2 separate regions of the Homo sapiens genome follow, and region 2 is linked to region 1. Evidence: chromatin loops called from intact Hi-C (ENCODE). Cell type or tissue: B cell. All regions are shown on one strand. Links, peaks and the distances in the headings refer to the core of each region. The heading gives the core; the rest is flanking DNA. Region 1 has its middle 22 kb from the start of CNOT10. Region 2 overlaps CMTM8 (CKLF like MARVEL transmembrane domain containing 8).

Region 1 (17,011 bases), core at 8,781-11,280:
CATACTTGGCCTCAGGTATGTCTTTATAGCAGTGTGAGAACAGACTAATACACCTGCCAAGCCATGAGGTGATGCATGTGCAGCAATCCATCATCAGGCGGTGGTGGTATATATGATACGGAATGAAGCATGCCTAGAACGCATAAGTAAGTCAGATAGGCACATGGCTCTGACTTGTTCAATATCTGCTCCTCCTTTGACACCTACTCTTGCTGCATTGCTGCCCCTCCATCAATCCACATCCATGGTCTTGTGTAGACTCTCCTATGACCAGCTTTGCCAAAAAGCTCACACCTGGCTTACAGATACGTCCATACAATGTATTGACTAATGGCTACTGGACAGTGCAAATATTGTATACTTTCATCATTGTAGAAAATTCTATTAGAAAGTGCTGACTCAATTTTGCTGATTGCATTCCTTCTGGTTTATTTAACGTGTTCTTCTGCCTTCCGAATTTTCTGTAGTTAGATCTAGAGGCTTAATCAACTTTCTTTTTGTTTGGTTTTATTTTGTTTTGTTTTGTCTATTTGCTTGCTTGATTGATTGATTTTTTGCAAGACTGCTTCATATTGTGTTCTTCAATTAGGAGGCACATAACAACTTTATCTCTCATGATCAGCTATTGATGACCAATAATAGATCAATTACTCCATTAGAGATTTACATGTAGTTATATTCTAATTTTTTCATTTCTTCTTTGTGTATCAGCTGGACTACTTCTATAAAGAACACTTCCACTTCCCCTCATCTACTATTTGGTGACATAGAGGTACTGTACCAAATAGTGGCATTGGAAAGGCAGCATACATACCTGATTCTCTACTTTTATTTTCAAGCTTTCCAAATGAGTTATTTTCTACCATCCTGCAACAGTGACTAAATAATTTGTTTCAGCAGCACTATAAACTCATGAATTTACATTTATTTTATGTGTTTCAATCCATTGCATTTTTTTTCTTTTCTTTTCTTTTTTTTTTTTTTTGAGACAGAGTCTCGCTCTGTCGCCCAGGCTGGAGTGCAGTGGCGCTTTCTCAGCTCACTGCAAGGTCCGCCTCCCGGGTTCATGCCATTCTCCTGCCTCAGCCTCCCGAACAGCTGGGACTACAGGCGCCCGTCACCACACCCAGCTAATTTTTTGTATTTTTTTAAAATAGAGATGGGGTTTCACCGTGTTAGCCAGGATGGAACCATCCACTGCATTTTTTAACACTCAGATTATCTCACATTTGACCGGTGCAACCTCTTTAAGTTGATTTCTGAATACTTTTGACACCAACCTCTTTGATAGCTTCCTTGAAAGCTGCTTTGACGAGATGCTCCAGGCTTATCTTGCATATTTCATTTTCTATCCCAGACTTGGAAGCAGCCATTTTCCCCAAAGAGTCTTGATTTTCCCGGTGTGAAATGGTCTTTGAAAACCATCCTCTGGGTGCTTAGGGTGCTCATTTCTCTTTGGTTTATCACTGTTTCTAGACCTTTTCAATGGGCAGATCTGGGAAATGTAGAGAGAAGAAAAAGACCAACAACCTCATAGAAAAATGGACTAGAGATTTTAAAAGACACTTCACAAGAAAAACAAATGCAATGTCCTTTAACCATATGAAAACATGCACAACCTTGTTCATAGTAACAGAAAGTTAAACTGATTCTGACAATTTCTCATCTCCCACACTGACAAAATGTAAAAGTTCGACAACAAACTCTCTTGGCAAGTTTGTGCAGAAACAGACACTCAAACATTGCTGGGGAAATGCAAACTAGTAAAGCCTATATGGAGGAATCTGTCTATATCTAGCACAGTTACATATGAATTCATTTTTTTAACCCAGGAATCTTATCTCTCAGACTCTATCTTAGAATACCCTGATGAAAATATGAAAAGGTATATGCACATAGCTACTCATTGCAGCACAAAAGATTGTGAAAACCATACAATGGCTATAACATAAGACATGATACATCTACACAATAGAATGCTATGCAGCTATAAAAAGGAATAAGGAAGAGTTGAAGATTTTTATAAGGGCTATGAAATGATGCCTAAGATAAACTGTTTTGTTTTGTTTTTTTGAGGTGGAGTTTTACTCTTTTGCCCAGGCTGGAGTGAAACAGTGCGATCTCGGCTAACTGCAACCTCCGCCCCCACGAGTTCAAGCGTTTCTCCTGCCTCAGCCTTCCCAGTAGCTGGGATTATAGGCACCTGCCACCACGCCTGGCTAATTTTTGTATTTTTTGTAGAGATAGGGTTTTACCACGTTGGGCAGGCTGGTCTCAAACTCCTGACCTCAGGTGATCCACCCACCTCAGTCTCCCAAAGTGCTAGGATTATAGGCTTGAGCCACCGTGCCCAGCCAGATAAATTGTAACACACAAAAAAGACCTGTGGAGAAAAGCATATAGAATGCACAACATTATATCTATACAGATAGAAGGGTTCAAATATGCATGTATGTGTATATGTATATGTATGTAATCAATATATAGTCAAATCTAGAGAAACTCTAGGCTGTCTGCTTTGAGTCCTGGAACTAATGAGAAAGAGCAGTTCTCTGCTGAAGATGCCTTCTGCTAGCATGTGAACTTGAGGTTTGTGGGGGTTCATGTTGCCACTATGCGGAAAGAGATTGCCTGAGAATGAAGCCAACAGGGAAAAAGGCAAAGGTAAACAATGAAGAGGAATTCTCAACTACATTATCTGAGCAACTGAGTCTAGTCAGCTCCACCCCTGCACCTTTCAATCATGTGAGTCAATAAATTCCAATTTGCATTACAACCATAGAATCCTGAATGATAGTGTATTACAGGATATTGGAAAAGTCTTGGGCACCACTTCAAATCCTCTTCCAGAGGTGAGCTGGAGCTGGCTTCCACCAGCTTATAAGAGCCCATTGTGCACATCTTACCCCTTCTATTCAGTGACATCACATTGGCAGCTTGAAATCGACCACAGTGGGAATATGCATGTGAAGGAAATTGGCAAATGCTACAGATCAGGGCTTCCTCCCAATTTTTGGAAGCTGGTCGTTAAGCATTTACTCACACACTCCCACACTACTGTCTTGGACTCTTTTTGTTTAAGCCACTGCTACAGTGACCACTTACAGGCTTCAACCAATATCTCACCAAGTTTTTCATCTCCTGCCCTGACCCTCTCTAAACCAATTCAGCACTTACATGGAGCAACTTCTGATTAACAGGGGCAGGAACTGATCCATAACTGTTTCCCCTTCTCATCCTAACTTGGAAAGTTTTGCTGGGTTTTTGTTTTTTGTTTTTTGCTTTTTGTTTTCAAGACAGGGTCTCACTCTGTTACCCAGGCTGGAGTGCACTGGGGCACCATCACAGCTCACTGCAGCCTCAACTCCCTGGGTTCAAGTGATCCTCCCGTCTCAGCCTTTGAAGTACTGGGACTACAGGAATGTACCACCATGCCAGGCTAATTTTTAAATTTTTTGTAGGGACAGGGTCTGACTATGTTGCCCTGGCTGACCTTGAACTCCTGGCCTCAAACCATCCTCACGCCTCACCTCAGCTGGAAAAACATACTGTAGAAACACACTGAATTTCTGCAGTGTGTATACAAATTACTATCTACAGATGAATCTGAGGTTTATGATCAGAGAACAAGATACATAAGCAGTCAGTAATGCTGAAATGAATTTACAAACCGACGTAAAATTGGCTTATTCCACAGAGAGAAGGAATTCAATTTTATTACCGCCTGTTAAAATGTATCTCTCTGTGGGCCGTGACTCTTTCTATTGACCTATTGCTTTTCATTTTCTAATTTTATCCATTAGCCAGCCTCCTTCTGACCTGGAGTCAGGGTGACAGTCTTGTTTGGTGACTGCTCCACATAGCTAACTTCAACCACTGTCTTTTATTTGCCAAATTCTGAATAAAGTCAGAGGCTTATATAGTTTCTGCAGTGTGTATACAAAGTACTATCTACAGATAAATCTGAGGTTTATGATCAGAGAACAAGATTTGTTTTGTTTTGTTTTGAGATGGAGTCTTGCTTTTGTCCTCCAGGCTGGAGTGCAGTGGCGCAATCTCGGCTCACTGCAACCTCCTCCTCCCTGGTTCAAGCGATTCTCGTGCCTCAGCCTCCAAGTAGCTGGGATTACAGGCACACACCACCACACCCAGCTAATTTTTCTATTTTTAGTAGAGACAGGGTTTCATCATGTTGGCCAGGCTGGTCTTGAACTCCTGACCTGAAGTGATCCATCTGCCTCAGCTTCCCAAAGTGCTGGGATTACAGGTGTGAGCCACTGCGCCCGGCCAAGATTTGTTGATAATCTCACAAACCAAAAGTAGATTAACACTAAGTATCTTTGTGCACCTTGTTGGTTTCTCACCTTCTGTTTTCTCTCAAAAGAGTTAAATAGGCTGGGTGCGGTGGCTCATGCCTTTAATCCCACCACTTTGGGAGGCCGAGGCGGGCAGATCATGAGGTCAGGAGATCAAGACCGTCCTGGCTAACACGGTGAAACCCCGTCTCTACTAAAAAATACACAAAAAATTAGTCGGGCGCGGTGGCAGGTGCCTGTAGGCTGAGGCAGGAGAATGATGTGAACCCAGGAGGCGGAGCTTGCAGTGGGCCGAGATCGCACCACCGCACTCCAGCCTGGGTGACAGAGCGAGACTCCATCTCAAAAAAAAAAAAAAAAAAAGAGTTAAATGGAATACAAACCAGCAGGGAACTCCCACATCAGTTACCAGGGTTCTGCTATCTCTCACTAAAGCTAACAAGACTGTCAATCCCCCTCTCCCTAACCTCTAGTTTGAAAATCCCCCCTACTTTATAATACTTTGCCAGGGGCTAAACCCTTCATAGAAGACAGGTGTAAGGTACAGAGACCTTGACACATACTTCAGGCTGATAGGTGTTTCCAATCAAGAATGGTAGACGTCATTTCTGTATCTTGGCAAATGTGAATAATGCTGCAATGCACATGGAAGTGCAAATATCTCTTCAATGTTCAGATTTCTTTTATTTTTATTTATTTATTCTTTTGTTTATTTTTTGAGACAGAGTCTCACTCTGTCACCCAGGCTGGAGTACAATGGTATGATCATGGCTCATTGCAACCTCCACCTCCCAGGCTCAAGTGATTCTCCCTTCTCAGCCTCCCGAGCAGCTCGGATTACAAGTACACACCACCACACCCAGCTAATTTTTGTATTTATTTTGTAGATAGGGTTTCACCATGTTGCCCAGACTGGTCTCAAACCCCTGGGCTGAAGCAATCCACCCACCTTGGCCTCCCAAAGTGCTGGGATTTGCAGGCGTGAGCCACTGCGTCCAGCAATGTACAGATTTCAATTCTTTTGTTTTATTTTTATTTTTATTTTTTTGAGATGGAATCTCACTCTGTTGCCCAGGTTGGAGTGGAGTGGTGTGATCTCAGCTCACCACAACCTCCACCTCCCAGGTTCAAGTGGTTCTCCTGCCTCAGCCTCCCAAGTAGCTGGGATTACAGGTGCCTGCCATACACCTGGCTAATTTTTGTATTTTTAGTTGAGACGGGTTTTCACCATGTTGGCCAGGCTGGTCTTGCACTCCCAACCTCAAGTGATCTGCCTGCCTCAGCCTCCCAAAGTGCTGGGATTGCAGGCGTGAGCCACCGTGCCAGGCCAATTCCTTTGGATATATACCCAGTAGTGAGATTTCTGGATCATATGATAATCCCATTTTTAGTTTTTTGAGGAACCTCCATACTGATTTCCATAGTTGCTGTACTAATTTACATTCTCACCAATAATATACAAGGGTTACCTTTTACTCCACCACTTGTTATTGTTCTTTTTTTTTTTCTTTTTTAGGTAGGGTCTCCTTCTTCCACTCAGGCTGGAGTGTGGTGACGCAATCATCTCACTGCAACCGTACCTCCTGACCTCAAGGGATCCTCCTGCCTCAGCCTTCTGAGTAGCTGGGACTACAGGCACATGCCACTGCACCTGGCTAATTTTTAAATTTTTATAGAGATGGAGTCTCACTCTGTTGCCTAGTCTGATCTTGAATTCCTGGGCTCAAGCGATCCTCCCACCTCAGCCTACCAAAGTGCTGGGATTACAGGCCTGAGCTACTACGCCTTGCCCTCTTTTGTCTTTTTGATAATAGCCATTCTCACAGATGTGGGTTGATATCTTATCATGGTTTTCATCAAGGGATAAATGGATACAGAAAACATGAGATATATTGCAGCCATAAAAAATAATGAGTTCATGTCCTTTGCAGGGATATGGATGAAGCTGGAAACCATCATACATCAGCAAACTAACACAGAAACAGAAAACCAAACACCGCATGTTGACACTCATAAGTGGGAGTTGAACAATGAGAACACATAGACACAGGGAGCGGAACATCACACACCGCGGGATCGGGGGCAAGGGGAGGGAGAGCATTAGGACAAATAACTAATGCATGCTGGGCTTAAAACCTAGATGATGAGTTGATAGGTGCAGCGAACCACCATGGCACATGTATACCTATGTAACAAAACTGCACATTCTGCACATGTATCCCAGAACTTAAAGTAAAATAAAATAAAAATAAAAATAAAAAAATAGGCCAGGAGCGGTGGCACACACCTGTAATCCCAGCACTTTGGGAGGCCGATGGGGGTGGATCACCTGAGGTCAGAAGTTCGTGACCAGCCTGACTAACGTGGTGAAACCCCGTCTCTACTAAATACAAAAAAATTAGATGGGCGTGGTGGCACATGCCTGTAATCCAAGCTACTTGGAAGGCTAAGACAGGAGAATTGCTTGTACCTGGGAGGCGGGGGTTGCAGTGAGCCAAGATCATGCCATTGCACTCCAGCCTGGGCAACAAGAGCAAACTCCATCTCAAAAAACAAATAAATAGGTAAATAAATAAATAAGTAAAAATGTGAGATATATACACAATAAAATACTATTCAGCCCCCAAAAAAAGAAAAGAAAATTTTGTCATTTGTGGCAACTTGGATGAAGCTGGAGGACATTATGCTAAGTGCACTAAGCCAGGAACAGAAAAACAAATAACCCATGATCTCACTTGTATGTGGAGCTAATAGAAGTAGAGAGTCGAATGGTGATTACCAGGGGCTGAGGGGAGGGAGTGGAGAGGGAAACAACTGTTAATTGAAGGGCACAAAGGTTCAGTCTGGCAAGAAGAGTAAGTTCTAGTGAGCTACCCCACAGCATGGTGACTATAGTTAATAATAGTGGATTATGTCTTTCAAAATTGCTCAGTGAGGAGATTTTCAGTGTTCTTATCACAAAGAAATAAGTATGTGAGGTGACGGATATGTTAATTAGCCTGATTTAATCATTCTACAATGTATTCATGTTTCATAACATCACAGTTTACCCCATAAATATATACAGTTATTATCAGTCAATTAAAAATGAAATATGGCCCGGCATGGTGGCTCATACCTGTAATCCCAGCACTTTGGGAGGCCAAAGCAGGCAGATTGCTTGAGTCCAGGAGTTCGAGACCAGCCTGGGCAACATGGAACATGGTGAAACCCTGTCTCTACAAAAACAAACAAACAAAAATTAGCTGGACATGGAGGTGCATTCCTGTAATCCTAACTACTAGGGAAGCTGAAGTGGGAGGATGGCTTGAGCCTAGAGGGTTGAGGCTGCAGTGAGCTGTGAGCATGCCATTGCACTCCAGCCTGGGCAACAGAGTGAGGCTCTGTCTCAAAAAAAAAAAAAAAAAAAAAAAAGAAATAAAATATAAGGGACATGAAATAAAGCAAATTACCATGACAGGAAGTCAGGTAACAAGCCTTGCCAGTCTACAAGTGCTTTGGGACAAGATGTAGGGACAGCTGAGTGGGATTTCCCAGCATTTCCTGCAATTGAGCAAGGTTCAACTGCTTGCAAGGTTAATGAAATATGGCTAGTCACCAAAGGAAGTTAAACAGTAGCAAAGATCCAAAACAAAGTTACCTGCAGGAGAAGATACCTAGGTTTATTTCCATTTGCATTATTTGCTATAAATAGTGAGGCCTTGGCCTCCTTGTACCACCCTAAGGAAAAGGACTATTGTTCTTTCTTTGGTTTTATTGATAAATGAAAGAGCAAAGGTGGAAGGTGTACCCACAGTCGGTAAAATTCTCAGACTGAACCAGCTGGACTGAGGAAGAGAAACAAGAGATGGTATGCATAGGGATATCTGGTAGTCCAGACAGAAGTAAGTGAGAGAAGAGATATTTCTTCTCTGAAATATATCAGAAAGATAGTGGCTAATCCATCACAGACACAACAAATACAGGTTGAATGGAGGAACACAGACCCCAGTCAGTCTCACTATGTGGTTACTTATGTATGTAGTTCAGCTAAGTTATTTACATTCATGTTGGAATTGGACCTACAAGGTTTAAACCTGACAGTTTTGAGAGACATTATCAGACACTCAAAAAAAGAAACCTGTTTAAAAATGCCTTCCCTGGCTCTCCCTCTCCCTCTTCCCTCTTCCCTCTTCCCTCTCCCCTCTCGCCTCTCCCCACAGTCTCCCTCTCCCTCTCTTTCCATGGTCTCCCTCTGATGCCGAGCCGAAGCTGGACTGTACTGCTGCCATCTCGGCTCACTGCAACCTCCCTGCCTGATTCTCCTGCCTCAGCCTGCCGAGTGCCTGCGATTGCAGGCGCGTGCCGCCATGCCTGACTGGTTTTCGTATTTTTTTGGTGGAGACGGGGTTTCGCTGTGTTGGCCGGGCTGGTCTCCAGCTCCTAACCGCGAGTGATCCGCCAGCCTCAGCCTCCCGAGGTGCCGGGATGGCAGACGGAGTCTGGTTCACTCAGTGCTCAATGGTGCCCAGGCTGGAGTGCAGTGGCGTGATCTCGGCTCGCTACAACCTCCACCTCCCAGCTGCCTGCCTTGGCCTCCCAAAGTGCCAAGATTGCAGCCTCTGCCTGGCCGCCACCCCTTTTGGGAAGTGAGGAGCGTCTCTGCCTGGCCGCCTATCGTCTGGGACGTGAGGAGCCCCTCTGCCTGGCTGCCCAGTCTGGAAAGTGAGGAGCGTCTCTGCCCGGCCGCCATCCCATCTAGGAAGTGAGGAGCGCCTCTTCCCGGCCGCCATCCCATCTAGGAAGTGAGGAGCGTCTCTGCCCGGCCTCCCATCGTCTGAGATGTGGGGAGCGCCTCTGCCCCGCCGCCCCGTCTGGGATGTGAGGAGCGCCTCTACCCGGCCGTGACCCCGTCTGGGAGGTGAGGAGCGTCTCTGCCCGGCCGCCCCGTCTGAGAAGTGAGGAGCCTCTCCGCCCGGCAGCCACCCCATCCGGGAGGGAGGTGGGGGTCAGCCCCCGCCAGGCCAGCCGCCCCATCCGGGAGGTGAGGGGCGCCTCTGCCCGGCCGCCCCTACTGGGAAGTGAGGAGCCCCTCTGCCCGGCCACCACCCCGTCTGGGAGGTGTACCCAACAGCTCATTGAGAACGGGCCATGATGACAATGGCGGTTTTGTGGAATACAAAGGGGGGAAAGGTGGGGAAAAGATTGAGAAATCGGATGGTTGCCGTGTCTGTGTAGAAAGAAGTAGACATGGGAGACTTTTCATTTTGTTCTGTACTAAGAAAAATTCTTATCCTGTTGATCTGTGACCTTACCCCCAACCCTGTGCTCTCTGAAACATGTGCTGTGTCCACTCAGGGTTAAATGGATTAAGGGCGGTGCAAGATGTGCTTTGTTAAACAGATGCTTGAAGGCAGGATGCTCCTTAAGAGTCATCACCACTCCCTAATCTCAAGGACCCAGGGACACAAACATTGCGCAAGGCCGCAGGGTCCTCTGCCTAGGAAAACCAGAGACCTTTGTTCACTTGTTTATCTGCTGACCTTCCCTCCACTATTGTCCTATGACCCTGCCAAATCCCCCTCTGCGAGAAACACCCAAGAATGATCAATAAAAAATAAAAAAATAAAAATAAAATAAAATAAAATAAATGCCTACCCTGGCTGTAGAATAATTTGTGTTATGATACCACCTAGTGGTCAATGGTAAATGTATGTTTTCAAGTTAAGCATGTACAAGCAAAGGCACAAAGATATTCAATACATATGTAAAATGCACGTCCACAAGGATCACTGTCCTTTATAAGCTGATAGTCAATGTTTTGAAAACCATTGTTTTTCATATATATTTTCCCCTTTTAAATTGTTTTCTCTACCTTTTCCTTAATGGTAGTTAGTATTCCGTGGTATGGAGTTGTCTTCATTTATTTAGCCAATCTTCCACAATGATCTTGTGAGATATTTTCCAATTTTTTGCTATTTCAAAGCATATTACAACCACCATCTTTTTACATGTAACTTGTCTTCCTTTGCATGATAACTGTGCAGACACATGTCAATAGAGGGCTCTGGCCGGGCCCGGTGGCTCACGCCTGTAATCCCACCATTTTGGGAGGCCAAGGTGGGTGGATCACCTGAGGCCAGGAGTTCGAGACCAGCCTCGCCAACATGGTGAAACTCCGTCACTGCTAATAAAACAAAAATTAGCCAGGAGTGGTGGTGCATGCCTGTAATCCCAGCTACTTTGGAGGCTGAGGCAGGAGAATTGCTTGAACCCAGGAGGCAGAGGTTGCAGTAAGTTTGCGCCATTGTACTCCAGCTTGGGTGACGAGCAAAACTCCACCTCCAAAAAAAAAACAAAAGTTCATTTCTTTCTTGTGCGGAAATAAAGTATAACACATACAATTATGTACAGCACATAATACTTGGTAATGATATTTAAAAATTATGTTACTAGTTTATGTATTTACTATGCTGTACTTTTTTCATTATTTTAGAGTGTACTCCTTCTACTTATTACAAAAAAAGTTAACTGTAAAACAGCCTGAGGCAGGTTCCTCAGCAGGTATTCCAAAGGCAGGCACTGTTTTTGTTTGTTTGTTTGTTTGTTTTGAGACAGTCTCGCTCTTTTGCCCAGGCTGGAGTGAAGTGGCACGATCTCAGCTCACTGCAACCTCCACCCCCCAGGTTCAAGCAACTCTCCTGCCTCAGCCTCCCAAGTAGCTGGGACTACAGGCATCGCCATCATGCCTAGCTAATTTTTGTATTTTTAGTAGAGACAAGGTTTTGCCATGTTGGCCAGACTGGTCTCGAACTCCTGACCTCAGGTGATCCACCTGCCTTGCCCTCCCAAAGTGCTAGGATTATAGGCGTGAGCCACTGCACCCAGCCAGGCATTGTTATTATAGGGTTAACTAAGGTTAATTTATCATTGAAGATAAATTTCTGGCCAGGTGCAGTGGCTCACACCTGTAATCCCAGCATTTTGGGAGGCCAAGGTGGGAAGATCGCTTGAGCCCAGGAGTTCGAGACTGGCCTGGGCAACATAGTGAGACCCTGTCTCTTTTTTTTTAATTAAAAAATTAATAAATAGCCCAGGCGCGGTGGCTCACGCCTATAATCCCAGCACTTTGGGAGGCCGAGGCGGGTGGATTACGAGGTCAGGAGATCGAGACCATCCTGGCTAACAAGGTGAAACCCTGTCTCTACTAAAAATACAAAAAATTAGCCGGGCATGGTGGTGGGCGCCTGTAGTCCCAGCTACTCAGGAGGCTGAGGCAGGAGAATGGTGTGAACCCAGGAGGCGGAGCTTGCAGTGAGCCGAGATTGCGCCACTGCACTCCAGCCTGGGCGACAGAGCGAGACTCCGTCTCAAAAAAAAAAAAAAAAAAAATTAGTAAATAATGCCGGGTGTGTTGGCTCACGCCTGTAATCGTTTCACTTTGGGAAGCCAAGGCGGGTGGATCACCTGAGGTCAGGAGTTTGAGACCAGCCTGGCCAACACGGTGAAACCCCATCTCTACTAAAAATACAAAAATTAGCCGGGCGTGGTGGCATGTGCCTGTAATCCCAGCTACTCGGGATCCTGAGGCAGGAGAATCACTTGAACCTGGGAGGCGAAGGTTGCAGTGAGCTGAGATCGTGCCACTGCATTCCAGCCTGGGCAACAAGAGCAAAACTCTGTCTCCAAATAAATAAATATATAAATAATAAAGAGAAAAATTTTCTTTCTATAAAGGTAGTGTAGTTTAAGTGTACAGTGCTTATAAAGTCTACAGAAGTGTACAGCAATGTCGTGGGCTTTCACATTAACTCACCACTCACTCACTGACTCACTCGGAGTAACTTCAAGCCCTGCAAACTCCATTCATGGCAAGTGCCCTATAAGGGTGTACCATTTTTTATCTTTTATACTATCATTTACTGTGTCCTTTCTATGTTTAGGTACACAAATATTTACCATTGTGTTACAATTGCCTACAGTATTCAGTAAAGTAACATGTTGTTCAGGTTTGTAGCCTGGGAGCAATTGGCTACACTATAGCCTAGGTGTGTAGTAGGATATACTATCCAGGTTTGTGTAAATACACTCTGTGATGTTCACACAATGATGAAATCACCTAATGACACATTTCTCAGTAGGTATCCCTGTCCTTAAGCAATGCATGGCTGTATTTCTGTAATATCCTTTCCGAAAATGCATAACCTTATTCTAACCATGAGAAAACATCAAACAAACCCAAATTGAGGGGCGTTCTCCAAATTTCTCCAAACTGACCAGTAGTCTTCAAAAACTGTCAAGATCATTGGAAGATAAAGAAAGACTGAGGACATTAGAAGAGACTCAGAGCCTGGGCGGTATGGCAAGGCTCTGTCTCTCAAAAAAAAAGGTTTGAAAAAATTAGCTTGACATGGTGGCATATGCCTATAATCCTAGCTACTAGAGAGGAGGAGGTAGGAGAATCACTTGAGCCCAGGAAGTCAAGGCTGTAGTAAGCTATGATTGTGTGACTGTACTCTAGTCTGGGTGACAGAGCAAGACCCTAACTCTAAAATAACAGCAACAAAAGACTAGGAGAAGGCTGGGCAACAAAGTGAGACCTCGTCTTTACAAAAAAACAAAAAAATGAGGTGAGTGTGGCGATGTGTGTGTACAGTCCTAGCTACTTGGGAGGACTATAAGTACACACCACCACACTCACCTCTTTTTTTTCTTCAGGAGGCTAAGGTGAGAGGATCCCTTGAGTCTGGGGTTAGAGGCAGCAGTAAGTCACGATCATGCCAGTACACTCCAGCTTAGGCTACAGAGTAAGGCACTGTCTCAAACAAAACAAAACAAAACAAAACAAAACAAAAAGACTAAAGAGAAATAATAACTAAATGCTATGTGAATGTGAAATCCTGGAACAGAAAAAGGGCATCATTGGAAACACTGCTGAAATTTGGATAAGTTCTACGCTTTAAATAATAGTACAGGCACACCTTGGAGATATTGCAGGTTTGGTTCCAGATCACTGCAATAAAGTATTGCAATAAACCAAACCACATAAATTTTTTGGTCCCCCAGTGCATATAAAAATTATGTTTATACTATAGCTTAAGTCTGTTAAGAGTGCAGGAGTGAGCATGCCACTGCACTCCAGCCTGGGTGACCAGCGAAACCTTGTCTCAAGAAAAATAAAAATACTTTATTGCTAAAAAATGCTAATAATCATTTGAGCCTTCAACACATTTGTAATTTTTTTGCTGTTAGAGGGTCTTGCCTCCATGTGGATGGCTGCTTACTGATCAGGGTGGTTGTTACTGAGGGTTGGAATGCCTGTGGCAATTTTTAAGGTAAGACAACAATGAAGCTTGTCACACCAATGGGCTCTTCCTTTCATGAAAGATTTCTCTGCAGCATGCGATGCTGTTTGATAGCATTTCACCCCACAGTAGAACTTCTTTCAAATATGCCACTTCTTTATTAACTAAATGTATGTAATATTCTAAATTATTTGTTGTCATTTCAACAGTGATCACTGGCCGGGTTACAGTGGCTCATATCTGTAATCCCAGCACTTTGCAGAAGCTGAGGCAATCAGATTGCTTGAGCTCAGGAGTTCAAGACCAGCCTGGGCAACACTGTGAAACCCTGTCTCTACAAAAAATACAAAAATTAGCCGGGCATGGTGGCATGTGCCTGTAATCCCAGCTACTCAGGAGGCTGAGGCAAGAGAATCGCTTGAACCTGGGAGGTGGAGGTTGCAGTGAGTTGAGATCACACCACTGCACTCCAGCTTGGTCAACAGAGCAAGACTCCATCTCAAAACAAAACAAACAATGTTCACAGCATCTTCACCAGGAGTAGACTTTGTCTCAAGAAACCACGTTTTTTTTTTTCCTTTCTCAAGACCGAGTTTTGCTCTGTCACCCAGGCTGGAGTGCAGTGGCGCAATCTCAGCTCACTGCAACCCCCACCTCCTGGGTTCAGGTGATTCTCCTGCCTCAGCCTCCTGAGTAGCTGGGATTACAGGCGCCCACCACCACGCTGGGCTAATTTTTGTATTTTTAGTAGAGATAGGTTTTCGCCATTTTGGCCAGGCTGGTCTCGAACTACTGACATCAAGTGACCTGCCCACCTTGGCCTCCCAAAGTGCTGGTGTTACAGGTGTGAGCCACCACGCCTGGCCAAGAAACCTCTTTCTTTACTCTTCCGTAAGAAACATCTCCTATCTATTCAAGTTTTATCATGAGGTTGCAGCAATTCAGTCACATGTTCAGGCTTTACTTCTAATTCTAGTTATCTTGCTATTTTCTACCACATCTGCAGTGACTTCTCACTGAAGTCTTGAACTCCTCAATGTCTTCCATGAGGGTTGGAATCAACTTCTCCCAAACTCCTATGAATCCTGATATTCTGACCTCCTTCCATGAATCATGAATGTTCTTTAATGGCATCTAGAATGGTGAATCTTTTCCAAAGGGTTTCAATTTACTTTCCCCGAATCCATCAGGGGAATCACTATTTATGGCAGCTATAGCCTTACAAAATGTATTCTTTAAATAATAAGACTTGAAAGTTGAAATTACTCCCTGATCCATGGGCTGTCTGAATGTTGTGTTAGCAGGTATGAAAACAACATTCATCTCCTTGTACATGTCTATCCGAGCTCTTGGGTGACAAGGTGCATTGTCAATGAGCACTAATATTTTGAAAACAATCTTTTGTCTGAGCAGCAGTTCTCAACAGTGGGCTTAAAATATTCAGTAAACCAAATGTGTAAACAGATATGCTGTCATCTAGGCTTTGTTGTTCCATTTGTAAAGTACAGACACAGTAGATTTAACACAATTCTTAAGGGGCTTAGGATTTTCAGAATGGTAAATGACCATTGGCTTCAACTTAAGGTCACCAGCTGCATCAACCCCTAACAAGAGAGTCAACCTGTCCTTTGAAGCTTCGAAGCCAGACATTGACTTCTCCTCTCTAGCTATAAAAGTCCTAGATGGCATCTTGTTCCAATATAAAACTGCTTCATCTACATTGGATATTTGTTGTTTAGTGTAGCCATCTTCACCAATGATCTTAGATCTGGGTAACTTGCTGCAGCTTCTACAAAAGTACATGCTGCTTCACCTTGCACTTTTATGTTATGGAGATGACTTCTTTCCTTTACCTCATGAATCCACCAGTGCTAGCTTCAAACTCTTTCCTGAAGCTTCCTCACCTTTCTTAGTCTTCATAGAATTGAAGACAGTTAGAGCCTTGCTCTTGATTAGGCTTTGGCTTAAGGGAATATTGTGACCGGTTTGATCTACCCAGACCACTCAAACTTCCTACGTATCAGCAATAAAGCTATTTTGCTTTTTTAGCATTTGTGTGTTCACTGAAGTAGCACTTTTATTTATTTATTTGCTATTATTTTTTGAGACAGAATCTCATTCTGTTGCCCGGGCTGATGTGCAGTGGTGTGATCATAGCTAACTGCAACCTCAAACTTCTGGGCTCAAGCGATCCTCCTGCCTCAGTACCTGGGACTACAGGCTCATGCCTGTATCTGAGTACAGGACTACAGGCTGTACTCAATCCTAAGTACCTGGGACTACAGGCTCATGCCACCACATCTGGCTAATTTTTATTTTCTATTTTTTGTAGAGATAAGATCTCATTATGTGCCCAAGCTAGTCTTGAACTCCTGGGCTAAGTTATCCTCCTGCCTTGGCCTCCCAAAGCACTGAGATTACAGGTATGTGCCACCATGCTTGGCCTGGAGTACTACTTTTAATTTCTTTCAAGAACTTTTCTTTTGCAATCACAACTTGGCTAACTGCTGGGAGCAAGACGCCTGGCTTTCAGGCTGTCTTGGCCTTCAACAAGCCTTCCTCACTAAGCTTAATCATTCTCACTACTTGTGTTCAAAATTGTATGAAAGTTCTAGCTTTTGGTTTAAAGTGAGAGATGTGGGACTCTTCCTTTCACTTGAGCACTCAGAGGCCATTGCAGGGTTATTAATTGGCCTAATTTCAATATTGCTGTGTCTCAGGGGATAGGAAGGTCCAAAAAGAGGGAGAGAGAGCAGCAGTCCCCACCTTTTTGGCACCAGGGACCAGTTTCATGGAGATAATTTTTCCATGGACTGGGGGATGGGGAAGTAGTTCCGGGATGATTCAAGCACATTACATTTATTGTGCACATTATTTCTATTATTACATTGTAATACGTAATGAAATATTTTTACAACTCACCATAACATACCATAGTGGGAGCCCTGAACTTGCTTTCCTGCAGCTAGGTAGTCCCATCTGGGAGTGATGAAAGACAGTGACAGATCATCAGGCATTAGATTCTCGTAAGGAGCACACAACCTAGATCCCTCACATGTGCAGTTCACAACAGGGTTCACACACCTACGAAAATCTAATGCCGCTGCTGATCTGACAGGAGGCGGAGCTCGGGAAGTAATGTGAGCAATGGGGAGTGGCTATAAATACGATACAGATGAAGCTTTGCTGGCTCACCTGCCTCTTACCTCCTGCTGTGCAGCCCGGTTCCTAACAGGCCATGGACTGGTACTAGTCTGTGACCCAGGTGTTGGGGAACCCTGATATAGGGGAATGGCCAATCCATGACGCAGTCAGAACACACGTATTGATCAATAACTTTGCTGTCCTATGTGGGCACAGTCCATGGCACCCCAAAACAATTACATAGTAACATCAAACATCACTAAATAC
Region 2 (9,112 bases), core at 1,981-4,480, 370 kb before region 1:
TCGTCTCTACTAAAAATACAAAAATTAGCCAGGTGTAGTGGCACACACCTGTAGTCCCAGCTACTCGGGAGGCTGAGGCAGAAGAATCACTTGAACCAGGAGGTAGAGGTTGCTGTGAGCTGATATTGTGCCACTGCACTCTAGCCTGGGTGACAGAGGGAGACTCTGCCTCAATAAATAAACAAACTGTGCTCTGTGAGTAAGCCTGTTCATGTGTCATTCTTCTTTGTGCAGGTGTATCTGTTGTGCAGGTGTATTGGTTGTGCAGGTGTATCTGTAGGTTAGATCCCAGAACTGGGGTTGCAGGATCAAGGGTAAATACATCTCATTTTGGTGGCCACCTCCAGATTTCTCCTCCATGAGAGTCGTGCCCTTTGGTACTCTTATCAGCAGTGACTTGAGAGGCCAGTTTCTCCACAGCCTCACCAACAGGATTGTGAAACGTTTGAATTCTTGCCTATCCCATAGGTGAGAAGTGCCTCATGTTTCTTAACCTGAGTAACATTGATCCAGCCTTACATATCGTGAACAAGGAGCTAAGTGAACTCAGCCTAGTCTGCTTTTCCCTGAATGGCAAGTGTCCTGTGCACATCTGTGTCCAGGTCTTTGTGCTTGCTGTCCCTCTGTCAGGAATGCTCTTCCATTTCACTTTAGACATTTTCACATCCTGTGAGGCTTCCAGATGCCTTCTTCTCTATGAAACGTTTTCCGATTATGCTTTACGCTGCATTTTTGTCCTTCTCCACGTTCCCTCTGGCTTAGTGCTGCTGCCTTGTGTGGCTGCCAGTCACATAGCTGTTGCCCAGAGCCAGGTGGGAGTCTGCAGTCAGGCAGGTCTGGTTTTGAATTCCAGCCTTACCACTTACTATCTCTGGATCCTTGGTCAAATTTCTTCTTGGAGCCTCAGTTTTCTCATCTATAAAATGGGAATGATACTTCTCTAGGAGAAGCCACATAAAGTATGCGGCAGCAGATAGGCATTTAATAAACATCAGCTCCTCGAGGGCAGATCCGTCTTCTTGTTTTCTGCCCTGCCTTCCATGTGCCCTTGCATGCAGTGAATAAAGATATTGTGTCTATTCTTTAAAACACAAAACTGTGGCCAGATGCGGTGGCTCACACCTGTAATCCCAGCACTTTGGGAGGCCGAGGCGAGCGGATCACTCAAGGCCAGGAATTTGAGACCAGCCAGGCCAACATGGTGAAACCCCATCTCTACTAAAACTACAAAAATTAGCTGGGTGTGGTGGTGCACACCTATAATCCCAGCTACTTGGGAGGTTGAGGCAGGAGAATCTCTTGAGCTTGGGAGGCGGAGGTTGTAGTGAGCTGATATCATGCCACTGCAATCCAGCCTGGGTGACAGAGCAAGACTCTGTCTCAAAAAATAAAACAAAATGAAACAAAACAACAAACTTTATAGGAAGTGAATGGTGATTTATTCAGCAATTATTTGAACACATATTTTGTTCCAGGCATAGATCTCAAAACTGAGGATTTAGGCTGGGCACGGTAGCTCATGCCTGTAATCCCAGCCCTTTGGGAGGCCAAGGCAAGTGGATCACCTGAGGTCAGGAGTTCGAGAACAGCCTGAGCAATGTGGTGAAACCCCATCTCTGTTAAAAATACAAAAATTAGCTGGGCATAATGTCGTGCACCTGTAGTCTCAGCTACTCGGGAGGCTGAGACAGGAGAATTGTTTGAATCCAGGAGGCGGAGGTTGCAGTAAGCCAAGATTGCAACACTGTGTTCCAGCCTGGGCAATAAAGCGAGACTCCATCTCAAAAAAAAAAAAAAAAAAAAAAACAAAACAAAACAGCGGAAAGAGAAAATCCCTGTCTTTGTGGAGCTTGCATTCAATTAGGGTGATAGACACCCAATGAATAGAAGTAAATGATTCAGTAGTAAGCATAGATCCAACTATTGTATATCATTTTGTTAAGTTGAGGAACTGTAAGTTCCTTGGGGGCAGGAAGGATGACTGCCCTTCATGGAACCTCTTCAGAGCCTAGTATGATGGAGGAAACCCATACCCACATCTATTAATGTCTCCCCTCTGCTTAAACCCCTAGCAGCTCCTCATGGCCTCCGGGCTATGGTTCAGACTCCTTTCCTGGACTGCAAGGCCCTGTGTGATCCGGGGCCTGCCTTTCTATCTGGCTTTGTTTGTTGCCTGGATATCTATCCACCCTACGTTCCAGCTCCACTGGACCTCCAGTTCCTAAAATGTTCCATGCTGTCTCATCTCTGCTTTATTCTACCTGTTATTCCACTTGCCTGTAATGGTTTCCATGCCCACCTCACCTGGCTAATATCTATATATCCTTTAAATCCTTTTGTTCTGTCTTGGATGTCACTGTCTTCAGGAAACCATCCTTGATTTTCCCACCTCTCAGTCTGTGTTGTGTGCCCCTCCAGCTCTGTGCTCAGTAACAATCAGGACTTCTTTGCTTCAGCCTTTTATTTTTTATTTTTTTTTAAATAAAGATGAGGTCTCACTATGTTGCCCAGGCTGGTCTTGAATTCCTGAGCTCAAGTGATCCTCCCACCTCGGCCTCCCAAAGTGCTGGGATTACAGGCATGAGCTACCACACCTGACCCAGACTTCTACAGCATTATAGGGTAATTGCTGGTTTACTTGTCTGAATCTCCCTAATTGTTCAGCCCCCTCCGGAGTAGGCTTGTCTCTCCCATCTGGTGGTATGTATCTGCAATGAGTACCTGGCACAATGAGTTATGGCTAGACAGATGGATAGTTGAAGCGTAGAATAGGAAGTGGATACATGTTCTGACTTGGCTCTCCTCACTGGGGCCAGCCCAGTCGGAACCTGTTTTCCTTTGTAGGAATCTTGTTTCCCTTTGCCACTCCCTTGAGGCAAGCAACAGGTCCTGCTTCTGGTCCATCACAGGTCTGATGACCCTGGAATGATCACTTACCATTCTGGGGCATTTATTAAATGACCCACTGGGGCTGCAGGATTGCTTAAGTGCAAGAGCTCTGTTGATGTATTCCACAGGAATGGCACCCCTTAGGGTTGTGTAATGTGCCCATGTTGCATTAGATGTTCCATCCAGATCTGAGGTTCCATGGGTGGGGGCCTCCTGCCTCTCTCACCCAGGTTTTCCTCGGGAAGAGCAGTGCCTAATTAAAACCACAAAGGGAAAAACCAGGGCGGCAGACTGTGTGTTATTGTGGCTGATGATGCTTGACATGGCCAGTAGAGGGCAGCAGAGCCGTCCACCATGACCTCCACATTTTCGTTATTGTAAATAAGGGATCCTGAGGATGCCTTCTCCACTCCCTCCCCGTGTGTTTGCTCTCATAGGATGGTTGTTTTTCTGGAAGGTTTGTGGTCTAGCCATTGAACAGAGAGAAAAACATCCCCTTAGGATGTGTTGATGCAAAAAGATGATTTTAGAAAAATTGCCCTCTGGGTTCAAAGAAAGATTACATCATTTCCTCACCTTGAATGTACACAGTCTAGGGATATCTAAACTTTATTTTTTTAATTTATTTATTTTTGAGATGGAGTTTCACTCTTGTTGCCCAGGCTGGAGTGCAGTGGTACAATCTCGGCTCACTGCAACCTCCACCTCCTGGGTTCAAGTGATTCTCCTGCCTCAGCCTCCCAAGTAGCTGGGATTACAGGCGCCCGCCACTGCACCCAGCTAATTTTTGCATTTTTTAGTAGAGGTGGGGTTTCACCATGTTAGCCAGGTTGGTCTCCAACTCCTGACCTCAGGTGATCCACCCACCTATGCCTCCCGAAGTGTTGGGATTACAGGCGTGAGCCACCGTGCCTGGCCTGTACCTAAACTTTTGATGAGGCTATTCTTATCTGTGAACCAACATTTGTGACTAAAGCTCACCTTGGGGAATACAGTGGTAACCTTGCACAGAGAATGCTGTGGCTAGCAGCAGCCCCGTCTGGGGTGGCGCAGACACTCCAGGCTGCTTTGTCTGTCTGAAATCCCAGCAGTGTCATCACAGCATCTTGTGCAAAACATTGATGGTGAAAGATAACAATTTCTTCTATTGCTCACCAGCCTCATTTGGAAAGTTAATTACCAGCTTGTGGAAGTTAAGGAAAGACAAGTTCTTAAACTCAGGGGGATTTGGCATTTTAAAATACAGGTCTGTGGGTGGGAAAATAAGGTTTGTGTGTGGGAAGGATTTGGGAAAATGGACTGAGTGTTAATTTAAGGACTTGAAGTGTTTATGAGGGAACCCTGGATAAGAATAACATTTTAAAAATTGGAGATGATGAGAAACTCAAGCACCAAGGTAAAGAAGTCTGGCTTGTGTTCTTCAACTGGTTTCATGGTCATCAGCAGCAGCCATTGCTCAGAACTCCAACAAAAGCTCTCTAATCTCTTAACTAAAAACTTTTTTTTTTTTTTTGGTTGGGGGTGGGGGGCAGTGGCTGGAGTCTCGTTCTGTCGCTGAGGCTGGAGTGCAGTGGCACAATCTGGGCTCACTGCAACCTCTGCCTCCCAGGTTCAAGCAATTCTATCTCAGCCTCCCCAGTAGCTGGGACTACAGGCTCCCACCACCATGCCCAGCTAATTTTTGCATTTTTGGTAGAGACAGGTTTTGCCATGTTGGCCAGGCTGGTCTCAAACTCCTGATCTCAAGCAATCCACCCGCATTGGCCTCCCTAAGTGCTGGGATTACAGGCGTGAGCCATCACGTCCAGCCCCTAATTAAAAACTCTATATAAATATTTGAGGATCTAAAATACAGAGATACTATAAACATACCCCCCTTTTTTTTTTTTTTTTTTTACTTTCTGAAATCTTTCATTCTCTTTAAAAAATTTCAGAATGAGCACTCTTGGTCTCTTTCCAGGGCGATCCTTGCTAGATATTTTTCTTATATCCAGCTTCTGCTAATTAAATTGAAACAATCCTGACTTCATATTTCACTTGCTCTCCTATCATTCGGCTCCTTATCAGATTGCTGCTTTTTAAAAAAAATTTTGAGACAGGGTTTCACTCTGTCACCCAGGCTGGAGTGCAGTGGTGCGATCTCAGCTCACTGCAGCCTTCTCCTGAGCTCCAGCAATCCTCCCACCTCAGCTTCCCAAGCAGCTGGGACTAGGGGCATGCGCCACCACACCCAGCTAATATATATATATATATACACGTGTGTATGTGTATATATATGTGTGTGTGTATATACACACACACATATATATACACACACATACATATATATACACACATACACACACACACACATACACACACACATATATATATATATATGTATATATATATATATTTTTTTTTTTTTAGAGACAGGGGTCCAGGCTATGTTGCCCAAGCCGCTCTTGGACTTCTGGGCTCAAATGATCCTCCCACCTCAGCCTCCCAAACAGTTGGGATTATAGACACGAAACACTGTGCCCCGCTCAGATTGCTGCTTCAAATCCCTCTTGGGATCACACCTCAAAGAGTCCTGACGTATTTTCATAGAAAACAGCCCATGGGCCTAGAGCCTGTATTATCATACAGTGTAAGGTGAGAAAATTTCAAGGCACGATTTCCAAATGTTAATTTTTCTTCCTTCTACTCCTTCCTTTTGGAGAAGAATTTAAAAGGGACCATTGGTTTGAATCAATGAAAATATTGGCTTAGGTTACTCTGTATTTTGTAAACTTGTTGAAGTACTTGGTTTAACCATTGAAATGCCAAGATTCTATTTAGCTCAACTGTCTCTACACCAGAGATCAACTTTCCTTTTATAGGAGTCATTGATTCAAGAGGAAAATATAATCTGGTATTAGGTCATTTTTAAGAAAAATAATTTTTTAATTTTTGTGGCTACATAGTAGGTGCTTATGTACCTGGGGTACATGAGATGTTTTGATGCAGGCATGCAGTGCGTAATAATCACATCTTGGAAAATGAGGTATCTATTCCCTCATGCATTTATCCTTTGAGTTACAAATGATTCAGTTATACTCTTCTTTATTTTTAAATTTATAATTAAATTATCATTGACGGTAGTCTTCAAGAAAAATGTACTTGAAACTTAGAAAAAAGTTCAGGAAGATGACTGAGTGCCCTTTTAATATCCTACTAGAACATTGTCTGACAAACCCAGCAAAGATCATCTAATAATCTAGGGGAAAATGTAGCAATGTTTTTCTGCAGACTGCCAGATAGTAAATATTTTGGGCTTTGTAGGCCAAAATATGTACTGTCTGTAGCTACTTAACTCTGCCATCATAGTGTGAAAGCAGCCACGGGTAATACATAACTGAATGGATACAGCCACTGTAGGTGCTGAAAAGGGATGATGCCTTTCTTCTCCATCATAAAAATCATGGCCAGCACCTCTATAACAAAAAGGTTAACAGACAAAAGCATAACACATTTCTTTGATCATACTTTTGCGTGACACAGCAGTCTTCAGATCGAAGACCCAAAGATACAGGGGAAGCTATCCATTTTTATGCTTCAGTTTGATGATGAATGGATAGCTGTGTGGAACTGTGGTTGGACCAAAAGGGTGTGATCTAATGCTAATAGGCTGAGCGGGGGAACCCAGCAAGGGCTGTCTGTTCAGATTCTTCTTGGACTCTCTGCAGCATAATTTCCTTCCAGGTATGGGGCAGGACCCTTTCTGGAATGGGGGTCTTATGAACTACAACCAAACAAGGTCAGTCAGATTATTTCTTTGTGGCCAATTCTTACACAGAAAAGTAGGGGAAATTTTTAGATTTTATGGCTGGCTTTGGGGAAAAGGGTTTTGGTTTCCATGATCTCCATTGGGGAAGAGGGATTCTAATATCTGTGCTTGCCTTTTTGGGGGAAAGGGGGAATGAGGCTGAGAGGCAAGCAGGACAAGGTCAGAGAAAAACTGCTTCTGAGCCCTTACTTTAGGGTATTGTCTTCTGAGCCCTAACACTGTTCCAATAAAACTTTATTTAGAGACACTGAAATTTGGATTTCATAGCATTTTCATATTTCATTTTATGTTATAAAATATTCTTTTAGGCTGGGCACGGTGGTTCACGCCTGTAATCCCAGCACTTTGGGAGGCTGAGGTGGGTGGATCACCTGAGGTCGGGAGTTCAAGACCAGCCTGACCAACATGGAGAAACCCCATCTCTACTAAAAATACAAAAAATTAGCTGGGCGTGGTGGCACATGCCTGTAATCCCATTTACTTGGGAGGCTGAGGCAGGAGAATTGCTTGAACCTGGGAGGCGGAGGTTGTGGTGAGCCGAGATTTTGCCATTGCATTCTAGCCTGGGCAACAAGAGTGAAACTCCATCTCAAAAAAAAAAAAAAATCTTTTAATTTTTTTCAACCATTTAAAAATATAAAAATCATCCTTCACTTGCAGGTCTTATAAAAACAAATGGCTGAGATTAATAAATTGCAAATGATTTTTGTCCAGTTAAGATGGGAAGGATTTCTTATGGCAGAAAAGGAGCATCAGGGGTACTGCTATATGCCAGGTAGGACATTAACCCGGTTTGTTTCTAAGTTTCCAGCCTTATCCCGGCATTCATCTTTCCACAGATTTTTTGCCCTACTTAGGTTTCTGTGCCATCCACCTTTGAGCCAGCTTTGTCATTCTGCTTAAGTTGACAAACTCATCAAGTTACAGAATCTTTAGCATATGCATACTCTATATGAGTCAAGAGCTGACCTTTTCAAAAAAAAATTATACTTTGACAGCTGTATATATATATATAAAGCAACATAAGACATTTTAAATAACAATATATAAATTTCTATCCTGTTGTTTTTAAAACTAGAAACAGGGCAATTAAATAATCATTCAATATATGGGCAAAAGGATTCCACCTTATCTTTCCCTCCTGCCAGTGGTGCAGAAAGTGGTCAAGGGAGAGTGGTGGATGAAGAGGGATAGGGGAGACACAGCCCTTGGGAGGGGTCCTCTGTCTACCTGGACTTGATCAAGCTGCAGTATGACTCATCCCGGCATCGGTGACATTGCACTGGGGATTCCTGAAATCTCATACAGTTTTCCATGAATGATTTTGGTTTCCATCCAGCAGTTCTTATCATTGATATGAAACAAAAAAAAAAAAAGAAAGAAAAATAGTATTTTTCAGAGGGCATTGGTGTGAAAAGGCAGGTGATGTCAGAGAACATTGGACTGAGTGTCAAGAGGTTTCCATTTCGAGTCTGGCTAACCAGCCATGTGACATTGGGTAAATCACAGTACTTTTGTTTTTGCATATGTCAAATGAAAAGCTTGAATTCATAGTCATTAATATTCTTTCTGGTGCTAAAATTTTTGCAACAAAAATAGAATAGACCCAAATTCCTTTCGGTGGAATTAAGAGTGATCACTGATTGCTGACTTTTTTTTTTTTCTTAATAAGAATAGCATAGGCCAGACATGGTGGCTCATGCCTGTAATCCCAACGCTTTGGGGGGCCAAGGCAGGAGACCAACATGGGCAATTCCTGTCTCTACAAAAAAAAAAAAATTTAATTAGCTGAAATGTGGCACGTGTCATAACTACTTGGAGGTGGGGGCTAAGGTGGGAGGACTGCTTGAGCCCAGGAATTGGAGATGCCGTGAGCTATGATTGCACCACTGCACTCTAGCCTGGGTGACAAAGACCTTGTCTCAGAAACAAAACAAAATACCCCCACAAAATAACTACCTTGAAGTTAATTCTTTATTGGAACAAGTAGCACAGCATTGGATAGAAAAGTACAAAATGCAATTTTCTGCCTCTGTATGCTGTTCAGTTTATGGTTGTTCCCGACATCTTAGGTCACTTTCCAGTTCAAAGTTAGTTTTAAGTCTGAGAGCAAAGATTTCCTTGCCTAAGGGAGGATTAGATGAAACAAGGCTCCCAAAAGGCGATTGGCCCCCTGACAAAGCTGGAACAGTGGTGAGACAGATGGAAGTAGAAGAGAAGGAATCAGAGGCCCTTTTGAATTTAGAAGTGGACTTGTGAGTGCTAGGATTTCCCTGGGTTTTTCAAGCCCAGAGAAGAAATTGGAGCAAATTTCACAAGGCATGGGTTTTTCACCTATTTGAGGAGGTGAGGGATCTGTTGAGAAAAGAAGAAAGCTAAGGTCCCTCTCCTTGGAAACCTGTGCGCACACACACG

Evidence for each region. Hi-C counts contacts between places; a loop is a spot of excess contacts. Peaks named below come from ENCODE experiments on the same cell type or tissue, not always from the same donor. Only the 100,000 strongest peaks of a DNase experiment are listed, where the experiment ranks them.
Region 2: a loop joins it to region 1, with 36 times the contacts of the local background. A loop is called at or near these places in 11 of 110 quality-filtered maps.

Annotation. Positions count from the first base shown.
Region 1 is chr3:32,654,965-32,671,975 of GRCh38, forward strand. No RefSeq gene overlaps it. Among named protein-coding and RNA genes, the nearest start is that of CNOT10, 22 kb to the right of the region's middle. In B cell, for the core only: a CTCF peak has its summit at 9,995 (motif pointing left); a DNase peak (open chromatin) is centred at 10,017.
Region 2 is chr3:32,293,673-32,302,784 of GRCh38, forward strand. All of the region lies in intron 1 of CMTM8 (CKLF like MARVEL transmembrane domain containing 8), which reads left to right. Among named protein-coding and RNA genes, the nearest start is that of CMTM8, 60 kb to the left of the region's middle. In B cell, for the core only: CTCF peaks have their summits at 3,220 (motif pointing right) and 3,424; a DNase peak (open chromatin) is centred at 3,229.